Regions from separate parts of the Mus musculus genome. Here region 2 is linked to region 1. The links are chromatin loops, found by intact Hi-C in ENCODE. Cell type or tissue: left cerebral cortex. All regions are shown on one strand. Each heading gives the region's core, and the rest is flanking DNA. Links, peaks and the distances in the headings are about the cores only.

The links. Hi-C counts contacts between places; a loop is a spot of excess contacts. Peaks named below come from ENCODE experiments on the same cell type or tissue, not always from the same donor. Only the 100,000 strongest peaks of a DNase experiment are listed, where the experiment ranks them.
Region 2: it touches region 1 in a loop (4-fold over the local background); 20 of 42 quality-filtered maps call a loop at or near these places.

Annotation. Positions count from the first base shown.
Region 1 is chr1:38,931,490-38,943,362 of GRCm38, forward strand. Nms (neuromedin S) reads left to right here and starts at 7,660. Exons shown (of 10, transcript NM_001011684.2): 1 at 7,660-7,872; 2 at 10,022-10,077; 3 at 10,378-10,428. The coding sequence starts at 7,797. In left cerebral cortex, for the core only: CTCF peaks have their summits at 3,406 (motif pointing left) and 5,496 (motif pointing left); a DNase peak (open chromatin) is centred at 5,458.
Region 2 is chr1:38,857,804-38,869,676 of GRCm38, forward strand. Chst10 (carbohydrate sulfotransferase 10) reads right to left here. Exons shown (of 7, transcript NM_145142.2): 6 at 10,178-10,283; 7 at 6,069-8,232. The coding sequence ends at 7,695. Among named protein-coding and RNA genes, the nearest start is that of Lonrf2, 27 kb to the left of the region's middle. In left cerebral cortex, for the core only: a CTCF peak has its summit at 4,608 (motif pointing right); DNase peaks (open chromatin) are centred at 3,255 and 4,601.

The DNA.
Region 1 (11,873 bases), core at 2,002-10,001:
AGAGGTCACACTGCTTCTCTAAAAAACTCAAGCTGAGTTCCCAGCACCCATGTAGGGCAGCTGAAAACTAAATGTAAATCCAACTCCAAGGGCTCTAAAGCCCTCTTCTGGTCTCCTCAGACAGACCCTATGTGTTTAGAAGTCAAAGGATAATTTCTAGTCAGTTTGCCTTTCAGCCTATCTGACTGGGACTCTCATTGCTTTCAGCTTTGCTGAGTGTTCCAGATGGGCAGGCTCATAAAGTTCTGAAGGATGTTTTGGTCTTCATCTCCCAAATCACTCTAGGAGTTCAGGGACTGAAGACTTATGCCCCTACACACTGCCTTTTAAAAAAAACATGGTTGATGAATTCAGCTCTTCAGGCTTGCTCACTACCATTTTCTAACATAAGATTTATGTGTGTCCATACCTCTATCTTTTCTTTTCTCTTCTCTTCTCTTCTCTTCTCTTCTCTTCTCTTCTCTTCTCTTCTCTTCTCTTTTTTTCTTCCTTCCTTCCTCCCTTTCTTTCTTTCTTTTTCTTTTTTCATCTCGGGGTTCTATGCATGCTGGGCAAACACCACACCACTGAGACACACTCACAACCCTTATATTCTTTGAAGTGTTAGTCAGGCGAGGATGACCTTAAGAGGAGACAGGACCAAACAAAGTTTACACAAACGAAGTTTTAAGTCAGCGAGATGACTTGGAGGTAAAAGATGCTTGCTGCCAAGCCTGATAACCCGAGTTCCATCCTTGGGACCCACATAGATGAAGGACAGAACCTGCAAGTTGTCCTTTGATTTCCACACAGGTGCATGACATCTGTGTCCCCACACATGTCTACCCATGGACACAGTCTCCCTCTCCCTCTCCCTCTCCCTCTCCCCCTCTCCCCTCCCCCTCCCTCTCCCCTTCCCCTCTCTACCCCCCCCCTCTCTCTCTCACACACACACACACACACACACAAAGGGACAAAACAATCTGAAAACTTTATCTTACAGACAATACCAAACTTGTGCCTTTTTGTTTGTTTATGATCACATGAAAGCAATCCATGCCCAATAGAAACTACTGAGTTTGAGCTTTAATGCTTTCCTGAGCTGCCAGCATGCTGGGCACTGGTAGACACGACTCCCTGTCAGCCTCATGATCCCAATGGGAAAGGGTGTGCAGCTGCCAAGCCAGGATATCTAGTAGGTTGGATATGCTAAATACATTTTCAACTTATGTGATTTTTAACCCTATCCTAAGTCAAGGTACATCTGTGCTTACCTGCCCTAGACACGAGAGGTATGCTATTCCACAAAGGACCATGTGCAAAGACACCAGAATGGCCAGGAAGCAGAATGCAGAGGTGAAGGTAAGACTGAAGCTAATTGGTGCTTCTGAACAAAGAAAGGCAAGGCAGAACTACTAAGAGGCACAGGGCACCATACTGTAATAATTTTCCAGACTTTAGGAAAGAGTGGGGCCTCCTGCATGTCTGCGACACCCCTCTGGGATGCTGAAGTCAGAGCATCCTCTGTGGTGTTGAGACCCAGTGGAATAGTCATGAGCTCTAGATTGTTAGTTTGCACATGAAAGGCAGGAGTCAGTCCATTTTCCATACAGCAACAATGTAGTGTGTAGTTTTTGCTACCTCTCTTTAAGCTCCAGGCAGATGGGGCTCTGCCCAGATTCCCTAGGATCCATGAGTGAAAGACACACACATTAGCTTATTTTTCAACCTGCCTTATTGGCTCAATAGCTGGGTGTTTCTCATGTCCTGTGGCTAGCATGCCTTTCCCAATACTCTTAGCTTAGCACCCTAAAGCTGCCCTCAACTTTAGTTGCACAGTTATCTTCTCCTTAATCAACAACCCAACACTGCCTCCTCTTAGTTGCATTTCTAATCTCCCACCTGGGGAAGTGGCCCAAGATCTCACATGGCTGGTCACCTTTTCTCCCTCTGAAGCATGGCAAAAATCAACCTTTCTCTTCCTGCATCTCTTAGCCTGCCTGAGGGGATCTAGAAGGCCTGCCTCTTTACTTCCACCCAGCAATTGACCCCTGGCATCTTTTTTGATCAATCAAGAACCAATTGGGGAACAGGACTTTAGCATCAGAACCACTCCCTATGCAAGATAGCCCAGATCAACAACCAAAAATGAGGGAAGATTTACTTTGACTCAAAGGTTTAGCTCATGCTACCTTGGCCCCATTCCTTTGAGGGTGTAATGGAAGAAAGATGTTTATCTCCAAGAGGCCAGGATCTAAAAATGACAGGAAGGAGCCCTCTGATTTCCTCTTCAAAGACTGACTCTCAATGGCCTAACTTCTTTTTATTAGAGTTTATCTCCTAAAGTGTCCTCCACCTTGCAGCATTGCCACAGGCTGGGAATCAAGCCAACAAGCCATGCATTCTTGGAGGAGACCTTGCAGATCTAAGCTGAGTCTTGGCTGAGTCTTGTGACCTCTAGGAATTGAGAGTCATGGGAAGAGAGCTCTCCAGGCATGAAGTTGGGGTTTTAATTTAAAAAAAAATTATGCTGTGCATGTACCTTGCCACTGACCTGTACCACAACTCCAGAAGAGGTTCTGGATGTATCAGCATAGCATACAGAAAATAGAGAGGCATTCACAGTACATGTGTGTGTGTGCGTGTGTGTGTGCTTGTTCGTGTGCGTGTGCACACACATGAGCACATATTAGGTTTAGTTCATTAATGTGCTGGAATTTATAGCTTGCAATAGAAAATGGAGTTTTGTTTTTGCCAAATAATTGGCCACTTGTCCATAACAACATTTAGTTTGGCATTACCGCAGATGTGACCTTTTCTCTGTATTATTAAACTGATGGGTGTGTTTAAAGAGGCTCTATTCCACTTTTATTACCCATTGTTCATAAGTAGATCAATAACAAAGTCACCCACAGTATCACAATCACTGCTACTTTAGAGAGCATTGTGACATTGGTAAAGGGTTGGTCCCCCCTAAGAAAATTACACCTGAAAATTGTTTTCTTTAAAGTCTGATCAAAGTTCCCCACCTCTTTCCAATAAATATGTTGTTTCCCAAGTTAATTTTAGGTGTTTCAGAAGTTGGTGGAAAAGCAACTTTGAATTTTTACTATGACCAGCTACTTTTGTAGATTAGTTTGTCATTCATTAAACCTCTGGCAGCATCAAATCTTTTCGGGTAAACACTGCTTCAGTTTTTCACTTGTTCTTGCTTGCTCTCCAGCAACGCTGTAAGGTTTTGCCAGTGTCCTGTATAGTCATCTTTCCACTTAGGCTTTGGTCTGTTGCTAGGGAAATGGCTCATTGGTTAAGAGCCGGTCCTGCTCGTCTAGGGAATCTGAGTTCAGCTCCCACTGGCCACCCAGGTCAGGTGGCTCTCAACGACCTGTAACGCCAGCTGCAGGAGGTCCAGTGCCCTCTTCTGGGATTCTAGGGTACTGCACTGATATCCAATTTCTCTGTGTCTCTCTCTTGAAAGTAGTATGAGAGTTTCCAATTTCCACATCTTGATTTTACTCTTTTATTGATTTGACTAGGAAATCCCTTTGTGTCTGCTTCCTTCTGCTTGAGTAGCTGCAATAAAACACTATAGATTGGGGCCTTCAAAAGAAGAGATCAATATTTTCACAGCTGTGCATGTTGGGTTTCTGGTAGACCGCTCTCCTTGGTTTGTGGCTGGAAGATCTCCCTTCCCACAGTGGGCTCTCATAGCCTTTCCTCTGTGTGCTGGAAAGGCTAGAAGAAATCTCTCTTATAACTCCATTTAACTGTCTATTGAAGGCTCCAGTTCTCTGTACAGTTACACTGTGGCGTAGATCTTCAACACAATATTAATCATCGAGGGCACACACTGCCCATAGCAGCGTAACAAAGAATGGTATAATTACAGTATTTTTTCTTACAGCTTTATATTTTTGAATTAACATTACAAGTGATAATTTCCTTCTTGTCTTAAATAGCTGAGAACTAGTGTGGACCAGATATGCATATGCAAATCTATAAAGAGTCTGAGAATTAATATGAACAAAACATGCTTGTTTTTAATTATTCATTGTGGTGGCTTATTTGGGAAAAAAATGTGTATCTTTTAGACACAGACCGGATGTCCAAGAAGCAGCTGCTGATAGAAAACAGAGCTGCCATGCAAGTTTGCTACTATGGGCATATGGAGTCTCGAGCGCTTGTAAGCGGTTTACAATTAAAAAGTACTTCTTTATATTTAACTTTCATTCAGTGAAGACTTTCTGTTAGGCAATGAGCATATTTTAATAAAAATGGCATAGTCTCAGATTGGGGTGTAACTAAAATAAGTTATTCTTAAACTAAAATTTTACATATTATAATAAATGTAAGTCTCGGGGGCTGGTGAGATGGCTCAGTGGGTAAGAGCACCCGACTGCTCTTCCGAAGGTCAGGAGTTCAAATCCCAGCAACCACATGGTGGCTCACAACCATCCGTAACGAGATCTGACTCCCTCTTCTGGAGTGTCTGAGGACAGCTACAGTGTACTTACAATAAATAAATAAATAAATCTTTAAAAAAAAAATAAATAAATGTAAGTCTCTATTTCTTGCTGAGCTATGGGAAGAGAAAAATTATGATAAAAGAGACTTCATTATTCCCATTCTGTTATGAATGGAAACCCGCTTGGAAAATATGACATTTAAAGACACAAATAATTTCTTATGAGAAACTCTCACTCGAAATTATTTTAAAAAATAACATCTGTATTAAGAGTTTTAAAGAATTTCATACAATATATTTGGATTATGTTGAACCTTCAACTTCTCCCAGTAACTCCAGCCAGATCCACACTATATAAGTCAGGATTCTCTAGAGAACAGAATTTACAGAATATCTATCATCTATCTATCTATCTATCTATCTATCTATCTATCTATCTATCATCTCTTATGTGTTCATGTGTGCATGTACATATGATTTATTAAATCTATTAAATTCATATAATTTAATAATTAATAATTTTATAACAGTGTATAATGTAATGTATTATATAATAATTATATAATTCAATAATTTATATAATTTAATAATAATTAATTGTTAAATTTATTATGATGGCTGGCAAACGCTGGTCCAGGTAGTCTAACAATGGCTGCCTACAAATGGAAAGCCCAAGAATTAAGAAGTGTTTAGTTTATGAGGATGGATGTCCCAGCTGATCTTCAGTTCTGGATTAGAAGTGGGTCTTCCCATCTCACACGATTTAATTCCGAAGAAAATCCCTTGTAGGTGGGCCTAACCATTTTGGGTTTTGGGTAATTCTAGACATAACCAAGTTGACAATCAAGAGTAGCCATCACACATCCCTACCCCCTTACCAACTTTGTGTTTGGTTTCTTTTTAAATAACCCAACGATTCCAATGTGTACTTTCCACACACTGCTGGGTGTGGGGTCATCCACTGGCACATACCTACCGGGAGCCACAACTTTAAAGAAAACTGATTTCCCTCTGTCAGAAGTGGTCAATTCTCCACAGCGCCCTCGTGTGGTTGTGAGCTAGAATGCTGACTGGCTTGATCTTGTCTTGAGGTCACCTCAGCTCATGAGCGCAGTGGTCTCAAGTGGCACATTTTCAGCGTGCTCCTCCCAACCACTGGATCTTATGGTCTTTGCCCTCTTTCTCTGTGGTGCCTAAGACTTTGGGGAGGAAGGAGAATGCCCCATTTGTGACTGAGCATTGCACAGATACGAATTCTCTGTATTTTGACCAGCCGTGAGTGAATCTCTGCCTTGACTGCTGACCACTGAATAAACTTCTGCGATGAATCTGAGAACTGCACTGATCAGAATTGTTCTTACAAAGTTCATTTATTTAAAATGAAATTCGGCAGATCGAGTCAACTTTTAAAGCAGTTTATAAAATGTAGAAAACGCGTCAAAGAGAAACAAGTATTAATACATTTGATGTACATTGTAATAATCAATTGACTATCATGTAACCTCTGGAAGGGTAAAATTAAATATATATATATACATATATATATATATATATCCCTAAAATATTTGATGACATATGTGTGATTATTCTGGCAAGAAGCAGAAGATTTCATTAATTTATTTCTTTTCTATCTCATGTAACTCCCCAAAGGGTTCATTTTGTTAAAAGCAATTTATCAACCCAAATCCCATTATCTGTGGACCCCCGACACAGATTCAGCTGCCCTTCCTGTCAATTTCTTGCAGCAGCTGAGTGACCTCCAGTCAGTTCCTTAATAATTCCTGGCTCCAGTCTTCCCATTCATAAAATTAGAATAAGATCTGTGTACTATGAGTTTTCTCTGTTAATTAAAAGCTAGCCTGCCTGGGGATGGGAGCAGTTCCCAGCATGTAGGAACTCAGCACATGACACCAATTCATCTTCAGTATTAAGTAACCATGGTTTAAAAACCAGGTTTTTTAATTACTGACTTTGAAATAATAACTTGTCTGTAGAAGTGAATCTAAAAATAATCTTAAAGAGGCAAATTTCCAACCATGATTATTTATGTATGTTATTTCGTTTTGAGACAAAGTCTCAATGTGGCCCTGGCTGGTCTGAAATGCACAAGAGTTCTACCTGTCCCTTGCCTCCCAAGTGCTGCTATTAAAGGAGTGTTCCATCACAATTGCCTGTGACTGTAGACAGTGAGATTTTGGTTACTCAATTACTTTTTTTTTCTTTTTGGTTTTTCAAGACAGAGTTTCTCTGAGTAGTCCCAGCTGTCCTGGAACTCACTCTGTAAACCAGGCTGGCCTCAAACTCAGAAATCTGCCTGCCTCTGCCTCCCAAGTGCTCAATTACTTTTTAAATAAGTATTTCTTTTACTGAGTTCACAATATAATCAGACCATTCCCTCTTCTTTCCCATTCATCTGTCCATGCCCTTTCAAATCCATGACTGCTTTCTAATTAAATGTTAATATATACATGTATACACATATATATATATATATATATATATATATATATATATATATAAACACATAAGAAAACCTCCACCACCCATATGCTATTTGTATATATGTTTTCAGGACTAACTAACCATTTAATATTGTATAATTAATTGTTGTTCTCTTCCCCGGGTCAGACTACTTCTCCCACTCTCAGCCTTCCTTAGTTTCCCAAAGGTCTTTGTGCAGGGTTGAGGGCTCCCTGGACTTCCCCGCCCACATTAGCATGTCTGTTGCTATCACCCTTGTTCCGCTCATCCTTAGGCAGTCATGTCGATGAACTACTTTTTTCTATAAAGGAACTTCCAGTGAGTTAGACATGGGATAATTCTTATTGAACTTTATATAATCTGTCATGTTATATCCAGGATTCCTTCTTAGATGCACCAAAGACCACAAGATGCCATTCGTCACTATGAGAAAATAAACAGCTTTTTAGGAACACATGCAAGAGTTTATGGATTTATGTCCAGCCTTATGGTTTAGAAAGAAAGGAGAACAGGCCTTCCCTGAGTCAGAAGTTTTTCTCAAACCATTATAGAATAACAATTATGACTCTCCACTTCTTATTTGTATTGCTGGCTCGAAAAAGATGACTCTACAATGCTTACACTCGGCGGATATTATTCTACAAATAAGGGCTCAGCATGACATTTATGAGAAAGCCAGGGTCCTCCTGCGCAACGCTGATTGGTGCTCAGCCAATGGGCTCTAGGATTCTGCCAATAAAGGCTCCTACTGCCCTGGGCTGGATAGATGCAGGGCAGAGGGTCATCTCTGCCTCTGGACCCTCGGGAAATGCTCATCACCTCTCTGAACAGAACGTATCTGTGGTCTGCAAAGAGAATCCAGAGCTTGAAGATGAAACACCCGCTCCCCCACTATTCTCCAATCCTGTTCATCTACTGCTTCTGTATGCTACAGATTCCCTCCTCAGGTAAGGGGACTGAGTTCTGTGGAAGACTGGCGCAGATCTTTACCCGTCAGGGTAGTTCTCAAGCTTCCTTCCTTTACCTACCTTCACATCTGTCCTCCTGTTTAGAGGAGCGGCACTTGTGTCTAACCGGAGTGATGGACACGGTGAGAAGCCACAGCCCCTTATCCAGAGATACTCAGATCAAACAATTCTTGCCCCAGGAGTGTCCTGATTTTGTGGTTGCTGAAACTGAAGAGGGTATGGTCTCTATGTGAGTTGGGGGAAGACCCTTCTTAGTGGTCTGTTTCAGAGATAACACAGGGAGGGAAACTGGGTTTAAAGTCCCCCAAACTGAAAGGTGATGGGCAGCTGAAGAGAGAGGAGAGCAACTGTGCAGACAGAAAGAATTCTATCAGGGAAATTGGAAGGTGAGCGTCCCTCGGACGCTGTCCACGGTGCTGACCGGGTGCTGCATCTCTGGTTTTTGGGCAGTTTATAGGGAGTCAGAAGTGGGGAGAAGGGTCTGAAGTCCTTGATCAGATCAGCATCTCCAGGGAGTTTGCCACAGAGTGCAGGAAACTAGGCTATTGATGGAGAGCCATGATTGGAAACAGGGACTATTAAGACTTTTCCATTAGAATTTTGATTTAGAGGCATAGGGAACCTTGGGAAAACACAGTGTTTGTTTTCTCTTAAAGAGTAATTGCAGCACTTGGCCACTGTGAGACATGGTATTATCTTAACATCTCCAGAGCATCAGGTATCCTCTATGGTTCCCAGCTCATCTTCTAGACAATGTTCAGTTACTTTGTCTAACCTTCAGCTCACTGACAGCCCCAGACAATCAGCTGCTGCCCCTCTGGATTCTTATAAAATCTTGCTCATGGTTTGCTTTTGAAATTTTGGTTTTTAATCTAATTGTCTGCATATTTCTATCCATCCTCCCCTATTTTTCTATTTGATTTGGTCTTCATCTTTGTATTAACACAGACTTCTCAGTAAGACCTCGTGGGGTTGGTTTGCAGTACCTCCTGTTATCAAATGATCACAATCATAAAAAATATATTTATACTAAGCTGCAACATCCTAACATCTGATTTCAAAACAGGCATTCTTGTTAAGATCTGCAGAGCTATGCAGGATTCAATGAAGATTCCTTGCTTGTGACAGTTCTCAAAATAATTGAAGAGATTTAACATATACATTCTAATTTCTGTCCTTCTAGAGAAAACTATATGCACCTTTAATTCTACATTACTTTGTATCCTTTCAAGTCAGGTGTTATTCTTCAAGGCTTGAACATTATTGTTAAAATATGCCAGAATATTGGTTTGGCTTTCTCTTGACTCAGATTGCAGAGAGCAAATAGCTGCCACTGTGTGTGTGTGTGTATGTGTATGCATGTATCTGTGCATGCCTGTATGTATGTGTCTGTGTATATGTGTGTGCATGCATGTATGTGTGTATATATGTATGTATTATGTTGTTGTTAGAATAAATTTCTCTTGAGCCATATGGCCCCTGTTCCATATTTTAAGATATAAAAGTTCAGGACATTGTATGTATTTATTAATCTTATTTTGTTGGTGCTGACCTACCTCATGGATTCAATTACATAAACCCCTGAGTGTTATATCATGTGCAAATGAAAAGACAGGTTCATTTATCAGAAGGGAGCTGGAAGGCTCCAACTACATGCTAGTAGCAATTCTCTCCAGAACTCTGCTCCTGGAGGTGCTGATGGAACAGAGGCAGGCACCTGCATGTCTTAAAAGCCCTGATTAGATACACATTCTTTATTGGTATTGCTTTCTGATATTTGATCCTCACAGATTCCACCAAAGTAGAAACTTGCTTGCTCTTAAGTGTTTCCCCTTTCTTTCTTGATTTGCTAACAGATGGACTAGAAACTCCCATTTAGTTGAGCACATGCAGTTTTAGAATACTGTTGTTACACATCTTGGATTTGAGTACACTAGGAAGAGGTAGCTTGCCTTTTCCTCTTAGCAGTACCTTCTGTTACATTCGTAAGTGCTACCTTCTCAATGACTTCTTTTGCTCAGCTGTGTGATGGAGTCTATTAAGACCTGCGTATTTTTTATGGCATGGGTGCTGAAGCAAATGCTATGGCCTCTTCTGGAACTGATGTTTTGACTGTCTCTTGTTACAGGAGCTTCCCCACCTTTAGCTGATTCTCCCGACGGCTTGGATATTGTGGATCCTGAGGTATGCTATTATGCAGCACTGTGAGATTTGCACTTATTCCCAGCTTTGAAAATATCATGTAGTTAATGTTCACTTAAAACTATTTTAATACCAGGTATTTAGCTGCAGCAGGAATTCAGTGTGATTGCTGCACGGCCTCATTTGCGACACCCTGAGAGCCAAATTGAAATATTGCATGAGGAGATGATTCAAGGTTCATAAATGGAACAATTTTAGAGTTTTAATTATGCTGTAAGAGAATTCTATTAACTAAAGAATTTATTCTTGTGTTTGATTTAGTTTCCTCATTTTGTCTTTTAGCGACTGGCATACTTTCTGAAGCAGAGGGAAATACATTCTAACCAACCTAAGGTAAAAATCATACATATGCTAGCTCTTGTGGTTACATTAGTATATATGTTTACATCATAACTTTTTAGTAAATGATGCTTTAGCTGTCTACTAGAGGATGTTCTGTATTTGTATATGTGTGTGTATAAAAATACAGTTTCAGGAAAAAAAAATCAAGTTTTTCCTTTTGATACAAACTACCACAAAATATTGGTACTTCATGTGTATTCTTAAAATCATATTATCTATGTAATAAAATTAATTATATGTCCATGACTTAAATATCATAGATTGGTGCATTATGGCATAACAGTTCTCCAACACCGTGGGTCCTGTAAAGCACCACACCTAACAGTAACTGTAGGAATCACAGTTACCAGCGACTCAGTAGATACAAAGTTGATGTTGATGCATTGAAAACTGAGGAGAGTGGTCCTGCATAGTTCACAATTCTCAGTGAAGCCTTGAGCAACATTTTCTCTCTACTCACTTCCCCAATCCTCAGCATCACACACTCCAGCCGCACCCCTCAGGGTCTCTCAAACACACCGGACCCTTCAGATCTTTAGACAGCCTTTTCTTTTGCCTCCCTCAGAGCCTGTAGCTACATCCCATGCTCTCAGACTAGGCTGTCCAACCCTGGCAGTGTCTTGATCTCTCTGTGCCTTAGTTGGCTTGTCTGTTCCATGTGTGTAATTGAAGCAACAGCTCCAGTTATCCTGACCAAGTGCTTCAACACCTGTGATATGCTTTCAATGGCGCCCACAGCATGGTAAATGACAGCCACCAGGTGCCTCTTGTTGCAGCTACTTCCTATTCAAAATTTAAGGGTCTCTCTCTCTCTCTCTCTCTCTCTCTCTCTCTCTCTCTCTCTCTCTCTCTCTCTCTCCCCTCTCTCTCTCCCTCTCTCTCGATATCTTCATGAAAATATCAGGCTTGCATCTTGTTTTCAATTTGCCACTATGCATATGTTTGGGAATGATGACTGTAGACGTTTCTTATTGCCTTGGTCTCTGGACCAAGTCTCAAAGCAAGACTTGGAGTTCTCCACCCATTTGCACTACCTCCCTACCTTGCACCACAGTGGCTTCCACGTTCTTCATGTAAGCACTGTGGTGTCCCCACATAAGCAGGGACAGTGGAAGTGCAACTGTCCCACTGCCAGCTGCAGCATTCAAACGGATTATGGGGCTTCTAGGCACAAGGACCTAATTAAAATGAATTTCCTTTTATGGTTTTCATTTCCCCAATACCTACCACACCCATTATTTCTGGTTACAGAGCAAGTAGTTGCTCAATTAATGAAAATGCCACTATTTTCAAATTATGAATAGAAAGGCAATGGCTCTTCTTGACTTCCTTGTTGCCCCCAACTCTCCTGTGTTTGGGATGAGTCTCTGGAACTCCTCACGTGCTCCCTCTCCGTCCCCCACAGACCAGGGTGGTGTCTGCAGGAGACGTCCATG
Region 2 (11,873 bases), core at 1,474-9,473, 74 kb before region 1:
CACAACAGGGGTGACCCTAGGATACTCTGGATACCAAGGGAAAGAACCCATTCTCAGAATTTGTAACCCTAGGAACACAAAACTTCAGGAAAAGACGAAAGATATGTACACAGATAGATATGTAATTTCTTTGCAGGGGCTGGTGGGTGCTGACAGGAATCAGACAGGATTCTGTCTGAAGTGGAGGAGAGAGTAATAGGGAATGTCGGGTGCTACAAGTCTCTGGAGAAAGCATTCAGATCTATGGTGGCAGAAAGCGCTAGAGCCAGGAAAGACAGATAATGCTGGAAACCCACTCACTGTCCATAGCCCAGGTCTGGAGTCCAAGGATGAAACTTCGAGACTTACTGGGGCTCTGAGAAAGGAAGGATCCAGATAACACATGACTGGAGGTTTATGGAGACCCTGTGTTATTGTCCTAGTGCTGTGAAGACATGCCATGACCAAGGCAACTCTTATAAAGGAAAGCATTTAACTGGGGCCACACCTCCTAGTGCCTCTCAAATAGACTACTCCCTAGCAACCAAGCGTTCAAACATGTGAGCCTCAGGGAGCCATCTTTATTCAAACCACCACAAACACCATGTTCAAATGTCAACAAAATACAGCCTGTTATCGTCTGTGAGTATACACACCCGTGTGGCCTCTTGAGAAGTATGACTTGATTCCTGTACTGGCATGAAGCTTTTCAGTTTGAGTTAGGCACTACACGTTCGTTTATCATGTGCAAACCAAGGAGGAAGGCAGACGGAATGCTCCCCGCCAGCACTTGGATATCCAGCGTGTTCTCTGCAAGGACTTTGAAGTGATGCTTATGGGTTCTCACTCAGGCACTAAGAACTTTTTCTGACTTATGCATACTTAAATATATCATTACCAGGACAGTGCTGGAATGGGTAGCCATATTTCCTTCCTTCTTCTGTGCTCATTCAGATTCCACATGGAGACATATACTTCTCCCTTCTTTTAATCAGCTGGAGGAATTCATCCAGGGCTCTGGGTCTTAATTCTAGGCAGAGCCAGCTGGAAAGGAGATTCCTATGCCCCAATTTCCAAAGCAGTGTGATGTGATAGTAAGCTGCCCCATGCTCACATATCAGTCTTTTTAACATGTACAAAGACCCCCCCCCCCACCAAAGTATATATTAAACTTGTTAGTTTAAGGAACGGCAGAAAGTGTAGACTCTAGTACTTTTCTAAGGAAAGAGTAATAAGCAAACAGAAGAGAATACACAGTTAGAAAGTAGCAACTGTTGGGTCAGTAAAAGGGCTTAACCAGCGACGGGGCTTGTCGCCAAGCCTGATCACCTGCGTTCCATCCCTGGCTTCGCGTTCAGATGTTTAGTCTGTTATCATCATGACAGGAAGCATGATGACATGCAGGCAGACATGGTGCTGGACCGGTAGCTGAGAGTTCTACATGTGAATCCACAGGCAGCAGGAAGAGAGAGTGAGCCATTAGGCCTGGCTTAAGTGAAACCTCAAAGCCTCAACCCCAAACCCCCCAGTGACACACTTCCTCCAAAAAGCCACACCTCCTGTGAGTCTATGGGGCCATTTTTATTCAAACCACCATACACACCAATATAAAAGAAGTACCAAGGGAGTCAATGAAGTTCCCTAATGGAAACACTGGATAGTATATAGACATGCTCAGACATCTCCGTGCTTCTGGAGCCCAGTTCTGAGGCTTGGAAGCTACAGTGCTAAGCACAGACTCTCAGTCCTAGGAAATCATTGTTAAGACTTAAACCCTTTAAAAGCCCCATGTTGATCCCCTGATCCCAATAGGATGGGAACCCCTGCCTGCGAGATAGATTCAAAAGAAGTTATGATTGTGGGGCTCTGAAGATTTCTTTTAAGGGATGGGGAGACCAGAGCATACCCCTCCTTCTGCCTTTGAGGATGGCAAGACAGCCACCTGCAAGTCACCAAGGTTAGAGCCTGTCTGCACTTCATCTGGAACTTTCTAGCCTCTGGTCCAGTGAACACAGAATACTCCTGTTAAGCTTCCCACTGTATAGTGATCGATTCCAGTACCCCAGGTAGTGAGCTGGGAAGTTCTGGTTCCTTTGGAAAGTCAGTATGTCAAAGGGATGCTTTTCTGAAGCGGACACAGGTGAGAGGATGTTTTACTAAAACAAACATGTAAAAGGATGCGTGATGAAGGATGGATTCTTTGCTAACAACATGCATGCCTTGGTCTGCCTTACGCTGCATTGCAGAGCCCTGCTTGTCAAGACTTCATAGAAAGAAACACACCAAAAACCTTAGGTGGCATTCTGGGGCTTCTTGCCGCATCTGCAGACCCAGATTGATTGGCAGAGTGATGTCAGATGATCCAGACTCACCTGGAGTTTTGCTAAGACAGACTCACGTGGTGAGGCAAGACCTGTGAGAGGACACATGATGTTTGGAGGGAGTATAAATAGGAACCAATGGACAGTGGCAGGGGCTTGCGTAGCGAGCTTTGCAATGCTTCTTGGTCTCAAGTCTTTGCTGCTCTTCACTTTGTTGAGAGAGGCACAAAGAACTTCTCCTGGAGTCCTTGCTGGTCCTAACCATTCCTGCTGACTCAGCAGAGGCCTAGCTGTCTTTCTGCTAGGTTGTGCCATATCTGCTGACTCATGTTTGCTATCCCAGCAGTACTGAACTGGACTGCTGGTATATTCGTGAAGTGTTTATGAGTAGATCGAGCTGCCACTGCTGACTCCTGTGAACTAAACTGCTGATTTCCTGATGCTGCAGATTGGATTTGCTCCAAAGAATGATTTCTAAACAGGTCCACTTCCCCCGTATCCTGGTAACCTTTCTTTTCCACGACCTCTGGTGGGTGGTGGGCTACAAGGGAGGTTAAAACACTTTCGAATCCATATTAAATGTAGGTTTTGAAAAATCTAAGCTACAAGGCAGAGTAGGAGAGGCATCAACATTGAGAAACAGGCGCTGCTGTATTGCACATTTAACAATGTGGGAGCAGCTGCACAAATCAGGGATGGAGGAATTCTGAAGTGTATGCAACAGGTATGGCTGTTATAGGAGATTCTTGGGGTGTGTTCTGAGAACAGGGGACATAGAGAGAGCTTCCATCTTCTTAGAGAATATACCACAAAAATTGAGGCCTGGAGAGATGGCTCAGTGACTAACAGATTCTGCTATTCTTGCAGAGGACCTGAGTTCAGTCCCCAGCTGTTAGCATCAGAAGCTGTTTATAGTTAGCCTCAGAATCCAGCAATGATGTCATCCCCTAGGCAACAAGGACCCTTCTGCATCTGTTGCCATGGCAACAGCAGCACATGCCTCACCTGCATCACCTGGGTCACCTACATCACAGCCCAGATAAAAGACAAGAGGCCTCATCTCTCTCTTTCTCTTTCTCACTTCTTACCCGACTCCCCCCTTCAATAAAGGACTTCTCTTCATGGGAACTGTGCTGGCTTGGTGTGATCTGTCCAGGAACAAGCTGCTTTTCAACAAACACCAGCAGCCCCCATGATGGCTCATAACCCTCTCTGTAACTCTACTTCCACAGGATCTGATAACCTCTTCTGGTCTTCAAGTGCTCCTATACATGGTACACAGATATACTCAGACACACATCACAGGCACACGCTCGCACGCGCGTGCGACACACACACACACACACACACACACACACACACACACGGAGGAAATGTGGTGTCAAGGCCATTCTGGGGTGGTCTCAGAGAGACGTCAGAAACACATTGTTGAATGGAGTGGTAAAGAGCCTGGATGGAGTGTGTCTGTCTTGGGAATTTTGGGTGACAAGTAGAACTTGAAAGTGAACAGATCAAATATTTTGCTAAAATTTCTGGGCAGAGTGCTAGAGGAGTGGTGTGGTTTCTCACGACTTTCTATACAGACAGCTTCTAACTTAGGACTTTTTTTTTTTTTTTGGCCTAGGATATTTTGACTTTTTGGCTTTCTGATGGTGAGAAATCAATATCCATTCAGTGGAAATTGTACTTTGGATATTGATCCTTTACCTCAGATTGGCAACATGGAGCGCCAAACAGCAGCAGGAGCTGCCGGCTGGCCAATGACAGAAGTAAGAATGGATGCCCCACTGGGTGCTGTGTTGCTAAGCTACCATGCCCGTGGGCTAAGGTACTCAGTTTTTTGACTCAGGGTATTTTCAGCTTACAATGACTTTCTCAGGAAGTAACCATTACAGTCTGAGATCCACCTGCATGGGTAATTGTGAACACAGAGAAAAGAGTTCGAGGTTTAGTTACTAAGCAAAAGGTGCCAGCATATGAAGGTTTCAGATCAAGATGGCAAGAAATGGGAGGATACATTGAGACAGAACATAATGGTGTGGCTCCTCAACCATGACATGAGTGTGGGTGTGAGCTGAGGTCCTAACATTGCTCCTCTCTACAGCTCTGCATCTCTGCATCCAGCTTTGCATCTCTACAGCTCTGCTTGGTTGCTGCCTTGACTACATCTGAATGAACTAAACCCCAAGCAGCTGGGCACACCACTGAAGGGTTTTTCTTAATTTAATCTGAACCTTTTGAAGTAAGAAGTTCCACGTTTAATCTGGGTCACACCTTCTGCTGGCAACATTCTGCTGGACACTGGGGGGCGCTCGCTCTCTCTGCCTGCTCGCTCTTTCTGGCAAGACCATTCCTTTGTGGCATTAGAGCCTACTTTTTCATGATTCTTCCAAAAACTAGATCAGCTCAGGTATCTGGTCTCATGCACAGTACAACTACTGGACTTTGCACTGGTAGATAACTACTGCAGAAATAGCTGGGCCATAGTTTGTAAGCCATGCTAGTAAATCCATATGTACTGGCTAGTTTTGTGTCAACTTAACACAAGCTGGAGTTGTCACAGAGAAAGGAGCCTCCCTTGAGGAAATGCCTCCATGAGATCCAACTGTAAGGCATTTTCTCAATTAGTGATCAAGGGGGAAAGGCCCATTGTGGGTGGTGCCATCCCTGGGATGGTAGTCTTGGGTTCTATAAGAAAGCAAGCTGAGCAAGTGAAGGGAAGCAAGCCAGTAAGTAACATCCCTCCATGGCCTCTGCATCAGCTCCTGCTTCCTGACCTGCTTGAGTTCCAGTCCTGACTTCCTTTGGTGATCAACAGCAATGTGGAAGTGTAAGCTGAATAAACCCTTTCCTCCCCAACTGCTTCTTGGTCATGATGTTTTGTGCAGAAATAGAAACCCTAAGACACCTATATAGATATATAGATAAGAGATAGATACATGTGTGTATACATTCTATCCATACACACAGAAAGAGAATGATATCCCACCAGTTCTGTTCCTCTAGAGAACTAATACAGAAGTCAGGAATAGGGATGAAACTGCCTGCCAGCCTTAAAGAAAACAGACAAAACCAGGCAGGAGGGAAGAAAGCAGGCTGCTGCAAATAGCCAGTGTGCATTGAGAAAACCAGGGGCCCACAGATCAGAGCTGCTTCTCTTCCTGCAGCTACAAGGGAACCAGCTGAGGCTGCCAACACCGGACGACCAATGTCTTGCACAGTCTTTTGTGCACTTTCCAAAGCTTTAAGCTGAAGGGGTCAGGTCCATCCTGCAGAGCTGTGAAGGTGACTCTACTACCCCAGTGAGTCTAGGAGGTGAGCATGCTGCTGCCTTCCTGAAAAAAAGATGGTTTCTCAGCCATGAGACCCCATGTCAGATCAGGTGTGAGGGGCTGATGTGAGGTCTGAGGTCAGGCTTGGGGGTGCAACGCTCCCTCTGAGCTGCTTCTGAGCAGTGAGGGAAGAAGAGAGATCAAAGTCTGAATATAGCAGTGGTCCAAGGGCACAGGGAAAGGATGGCCTCCTTGAACGAAGGGGAAGAGGAATATGGTCCTGAAGACAAGAAGGATCTTCAAAGTCCTTGGGAGAGGGGTGTCAGGTTGAACCACTCTGGGGATACTGGTTGTCTGGAATTAGGAGCCATGTGTGGAGGTGGCCTGTTCCAGATGTAAGTGGTAGAAATATTTACTTGTTTGGCAAAGTGTGTTAGGAAAATGACCAGAATGCCAGGAACAAACAAACAAACAATCAAACCCAGATACACTTTTGTTTCTGAGAGAAAATGCTGCTTTAATCAAGATTGACTTGAAGACCTTAACCTCACACACACACATTATTGACACTGTTGCCTGTCAAAAAAACAGGAAAGAGATTTCTGATCAGCAAATTCAGGCCGGGAGGGATTTTTAAGTAGGCTTTGCTAAAACTTCACTAACAAATAACCCAACATCACGTTTACAGTTTATCAGTTCACAAGGAAGGGCTGAGCCTCCTTCCAGTCTGTAGCCCGATCCCTGGCCTCAAGAGTTACCAGGGGTCCTGGAGCCCCCTCCCCTGGGGATCATGGGTCAGATTTGGCACACATTTTAAATCTTATTTTACTTTCACATTTACAAGTTCGGGAAAGGCTTTTTGAGACTAGGGCTGTAGCCTTGAGGAGAAGCTAGCACGATTCCTCGCAACCCTGGGCCAGGGACTCACTGGGAGAAACTGCCCCATCATCTTTAATAGCCCTTTGCTGCTGGTTGGCAGCCGAGACTGCGGCTGTGGCTTTCTTCTTGCTGGGGCTGGCCTCAGTGCCATGATTGGTGACTTGTTACCTGTATGACATCACCAGAGGTGGCCTCACCCAGGATTTTATTGCTGATGAATCTGATTATCCAACTTGTGGTCTTTCAGTCGAGGATGGTGGCACTATTAGGCTCAGGGCCACAGGATCCCATCTTGCGACATGAACGGACTTGGCAGTCTGTAAACAGCACTGGACTCGGCAAAACAGGCATGGCACGCCTGTGTGTTGTCCTGACACGTCAGCAAGTGCATGTCTCTATCCGCTGGAAATGCTTTGTTTTCTTCACTCCCCTCTCAGGACAGGGAGGTTCATTCAGGAGACAGGTGGAAATGCCCCTGCTGCTCACACTGATGGGATAGTCGAAGACAAAAGCAGGGGTCAAAGACAACAGTACCCGATTTCACAGCAGCCTGAGTTCCCAGGACCGGCTGGTTCCTCCTCTTTCCCTGTGCCAAGTTCTAAGTCCTCAAAGGTGATGTTCCTATAACACCCTCACTTTCCAGAAGAGAAGAATGAAGCAGGTGCTTGTAGGGTCAGAGGTCCCAAAGAATGGGCTAGCCTGGGTCCTGAAAGGTCAGACTTCTCAAACTGTTTTGTGATTATGACCACCAAATGTCACAGGGCCTCAAGCTCAAGGAGAGTATGATCTGTATCTATGGCTACTGCTGTGTCAAGGTGAAAGAAAGAGGTATCATTCTGGCTTAGATTCGACACTGCATGGGTCCCAGTAACCTTTGCAGCCACTCAGCATCCCATCTCTCTTGAAAGTGCTGGGTCTGTACAATCCACAGGTCACGGGTGACACTACCCTAACACTGGCTAGCTGGCACGGTGCCGATGACATGACAGCTGAAGGAAGCAGGCTCCTAACACGTCCTCCTGGTCCGTCCATCTGTCTGCAAATATCCAGTCTTTCCTAACCTTTTATGGGGGTGACACAGGCTGGGGAGGGGGTCATCAGAGCATCTGTCACCTGAGCAGGTAATCAGAGCCCAACATCATCCGTGAACGGAACCATGGGACACGATAGAGGAAGTACCGTTTCTGTGCTCACATCTCACCTAGCCAACCCCTGATCTGGCAATATTCAAGGGTCTGACACATTAATTTAGCAAGAAATCTGGTTTCTGATACCCAAAGAGCTTGAAGTCCCCTTCAAAGCGGGCATAGAGACGCCGGATGTCTCGTTTGCTGATGCCCAGGAAGTACTGTTCTACCTTGGTTCTGTTGTACATGGTGATGCCCGGAGGGATGGTGGGGTATGACACCAGATGGTCTATGCCAGCTTCTTTCAGGATGTACGGGGCATCTGCCTCCAGGGTCTCATGGTGTCCGACCACACTGTACTTGATCTCACAGGGCGCACAGAGTTCAACGTAGGTCACCCAGTGGATGATATGGTCCCCAAACTGAAGGTCTAACCACCTGCGGTTTGGATCACCCAGGTAGCGCACAAAATCTTCAAACTGGATCCCCCGGGTCTCTGTCCGGTTCTTCCGGTACTTTCTAATAATGCCTGGGGCTATCTCATGCCTGTACCAAGGCTCGAATCGAGGATTGTGAACAAACTTATCCTTAAAGGCAGAAATCAGTCTTTCAAAGGGATCTCTCACAATAAAAAACTTGAAGTATGTTTTCAATCTGAGGAAGAAAAAATAAGGTCAGAGATGAGGCAAATGCTCCAAGAGGTAATAGATAAGAGGGTAGGAGAGAGAGTCACACCAGGCTAGGCCCTGCGGAGTATGTCTCAAGTGCACAGTGCACTCTGAGTACGATGCACTGAACTTTGCTACCAACCCATTCTACAGGTGAGGAAACAGAGGCTTAGCAAACCAGGAAGCCTCTGAGGTTGATGTGAAACTGTTGAATCAAAGGTTTGTTTTACTTGGCTGATTGGAAACTTCAAAACCTTTTACGAGTTTGGTTCCTGGGCAGGAAATCTTTAGGGCTGGAAGTGTGAGTCCGTATTTAATGAGGCTGGAGGCTTATTTTATGGGCATAGCTTTAAAGATTCCAGCCCAAACTCTCAGGGGTTATAAAAATGAAAGGGAAGAGTTGGATCCAGGCCACACAGTTCCCATAGGAAGATGCCCCAGGCAAGCAGCAGCACAGTAGGGGCACGGGCTCTAAGGGCCTGTGGTGGTGTGGCAGGGGCAACAGAGATAGCAGTGTCTGTGGCAACGCTACCCCCATGGCGCACTTACCTGAAAGCCAGAAGCTCTTTGTTGTCCATGAGCTGCCTGTCTTAATTTATGCAGTCTCACCAAGCCCCATGAAGATTCCCTTAGAGCCCAGGCCACACCTAGGACAATTTCTGGCCTAAGTTTGTAGAGTTGTGAAGACTGAGTTACCCAAGGCCAGAAGCAACAAAGAACAAAGGGCTGAGAAGCAAGGAGGGCCAAGCCCAGGCTGGACCTGACACTGAGGGGCAGTTCTTGTATTCTGACCCCTTCAGTCTGGCTCTGTAAAGCCACCTTACAGCTAAAAGGGAGAACTTTGCCTCTCATCCGCTGCTGACTATACTGCCATTGTCTAAGGGGCTTGTCTTCTGTGATGGACCTGAACACACTACTACCCCAGTGGGAAGTACATGCAGACGTGGGCATGGTACCCTGGCAAAGTGTACAGCACTTTTATATATATATATATATATATATATATATATATATATATATATAATGGAGAAATGATCCTATTTAGTAAGGAATCCATAAGAACTTAACAAAACTGAAACACAAAGTGCTACCCACTTCTGGCAATAATCGGATGCACACTTTAATGGCCTTTGTGACGAGTTGGGAAAGGGATTCTGAAGTTCTCAGGAGGCTGAGATATGCAGTGAACAGGACACTAAGAACACTGTTGGCTGCTGCATGCCAACACAAAACAGTGGGCCCCATGGTCCCCACGGCCCTGTGCATCACACAGCAAGCACAAACTGAGCCTGGAGCCCTGTGGACCACACAGCAAGTGCAGACTGAGCCTGGAGACCTGTGGATCACACAGCAAGGACAGACTGATCCTGGAGCCCTGTGGATCACACAGCAAGGACAGACTGAGCCTGGGGCCCTGTGGATCACACAGCAAGTGCAGACTGAGCCTGGGGCCCTGTGCATCACACAGCAAGCACAAACTGAGCCTGGAGCCCTGTGGATCACATAGCAAGGAAAGACTGAGCCTGGAGCCCTGTGGACCACACAGCAAGTGCAGACTGAGCCTGGAGCCCTGTGGACCACACAGCAAGTGCAGACTGAACCTGGGGCCCTGTGAATCACACAGCAAGTACAGACTGAGCCTGGAGCCCTGTGAATCACACAGCAAGTACAGACTGAGCCTGGAGCCCTGTGGACCACACAGCAAGTACAGACTGAGCCTGGAGCCCTGTGGACCACACAGCAAGTGCAGACTGAACCTGGGGCCCTGTGGATCACACAGCAAGTGCAGACTGAGCCTGGAGCCCTGTGGACCACACAGTAAGTACAGACTGAATCTGGAGCCCTGTGGACCACACAGCAAGTATGGACTGAGCCTGGGGTTTTGCTGAAAAATCACCCTTCCCCTTCCCCTCTGAAGAAGTTGCCCTTACCGCTTCTGAATTCCTATTTTGCTGAAGGAAGAGAGGCGTGGAAGGCCATTTTTCTCATGGTCATGGACTACATTTTCAGGAATCTCTTCAATGGAAGAAAATGCTCCTGGGGGGAACAAGAGGAAAGGGTGCATGGGTTACTTCAGTCTGACCCTTACAGGTGCCATCAGTGTCATCCCAGGCCCCACAAGCTCCATAGCACACAGGAGAAGCCCACAACCAATGTCCATGTGTACACTCCTGAACTCCAGCTGTCCTGCTGGAGGCAGTAACATAATGGAGAGCCGTTCTTCTATCCAGCAGCTGACTGAAGGAAAGAAGTTTCTGTTGGGAAAGGGAAGGAAACAAAAAGAATATTGACCCCCACGGCCCTGTTGATGTACCTAGGAGGCTAAATCTTCCTAAAGCTGGTATTGCTCTTTCTATCTGATCTCTGAGATGGCAGGAGATGCTGGAGGGACATGGCATGGAGCACGTACGTATCCAGCTATGCCCCTCATCTCCATGGCAGACTGTGCTCTTACAGCACAGGACTTCCAGAGCATCAGTGTCTCACAAACCTCATGGCAACCCACACGGCAAATGACAAAGGTTCTGCAGTTCTGATGCTAAGGTCCTGCTCCCCAGTTGGTTCTTGGTCTGTCAGTAAAGAAGCCATGGGCCAATTGCTGGACGGGAGGGATAGGTGGGACTTCTGGAGGCAAGGGGAGAGAGAGAGAGGGAGAGAGAGAGAGAGAGAGAGAGAGAGAGAGAGAGAGAGAGAGAGAGAGAGACCACAAGGAGAGGAGAGGCAGTGTGCCATGCTTTTGAGGGAGATCTCCGGTGGAGTGGCCATACAGGCAGGGGCCGGGGATGTTTAGCTGAGACTTGATGTAACTGAGCAACTAAAGTTTAGGGCAGGTAGAGAGGTGTGGAGATAAGAATATTGATAAAGGGCACACTTCTCCAGGTGGGAGAAAAGTAGCGTCCAGTAATTGTGTCAAAAGGCCAGTTGAAACAGAACAACTGCCTGTGTGTCTTTAATCCATGGATTCAAGGGAAGCGGGTAGGGGCTGGTAGCACAATCCAGCAAAGGCTACATGCAACACTTGATGGAAACACCTAGCTGGCACCAGAAGCAGGGAGGACATGGCTGAGAAGTGGGGCCAGGTTTCTGTAGAGGATAGGGGAGGCGGAGACTTTTCTTTTCTCAATGGAGACAAAGGGTGATAGGAGCCTGAAGGGTTTCCTTAGCTTCTGTGAGCTATAGCATCTGGCCTTATCCTGACCCAGTGCTGTCCCCATAAGGAAAAAGCTCTCTCGAGCCACCCATACGAGAGGCACAGCCTCCCCTCATTCATTCGTCTTCTTCCAACCACTTATGCCCTGTTCCAGAGCCCTATGTAGTTGGCACATTTGACCATGATGAGGGGTGTCAGACCCTGAGGAGACTCAATTCCCCCAAATTCTGGCGGTTGGAAAAATAAAAGCCAGCGCTCCTTGAGAACTTGTAAAGCCGGTTCCCCATTCCGAAAGGAGCCATTGCTCTCTTCACTGGCCAAGGGAACAAATAGTTATTTGTGATGCGCTTCAGGAAGATCTCTTAGCATAGCAAAGCACAAGATGCCCCCGGGGCTCCCACAGTGTCACAAGAACCTGTTGTATATCTCAGGGTCTAATGCTAGGATCCTGGCTCTTCTTGCCTCCTCCTGACCTA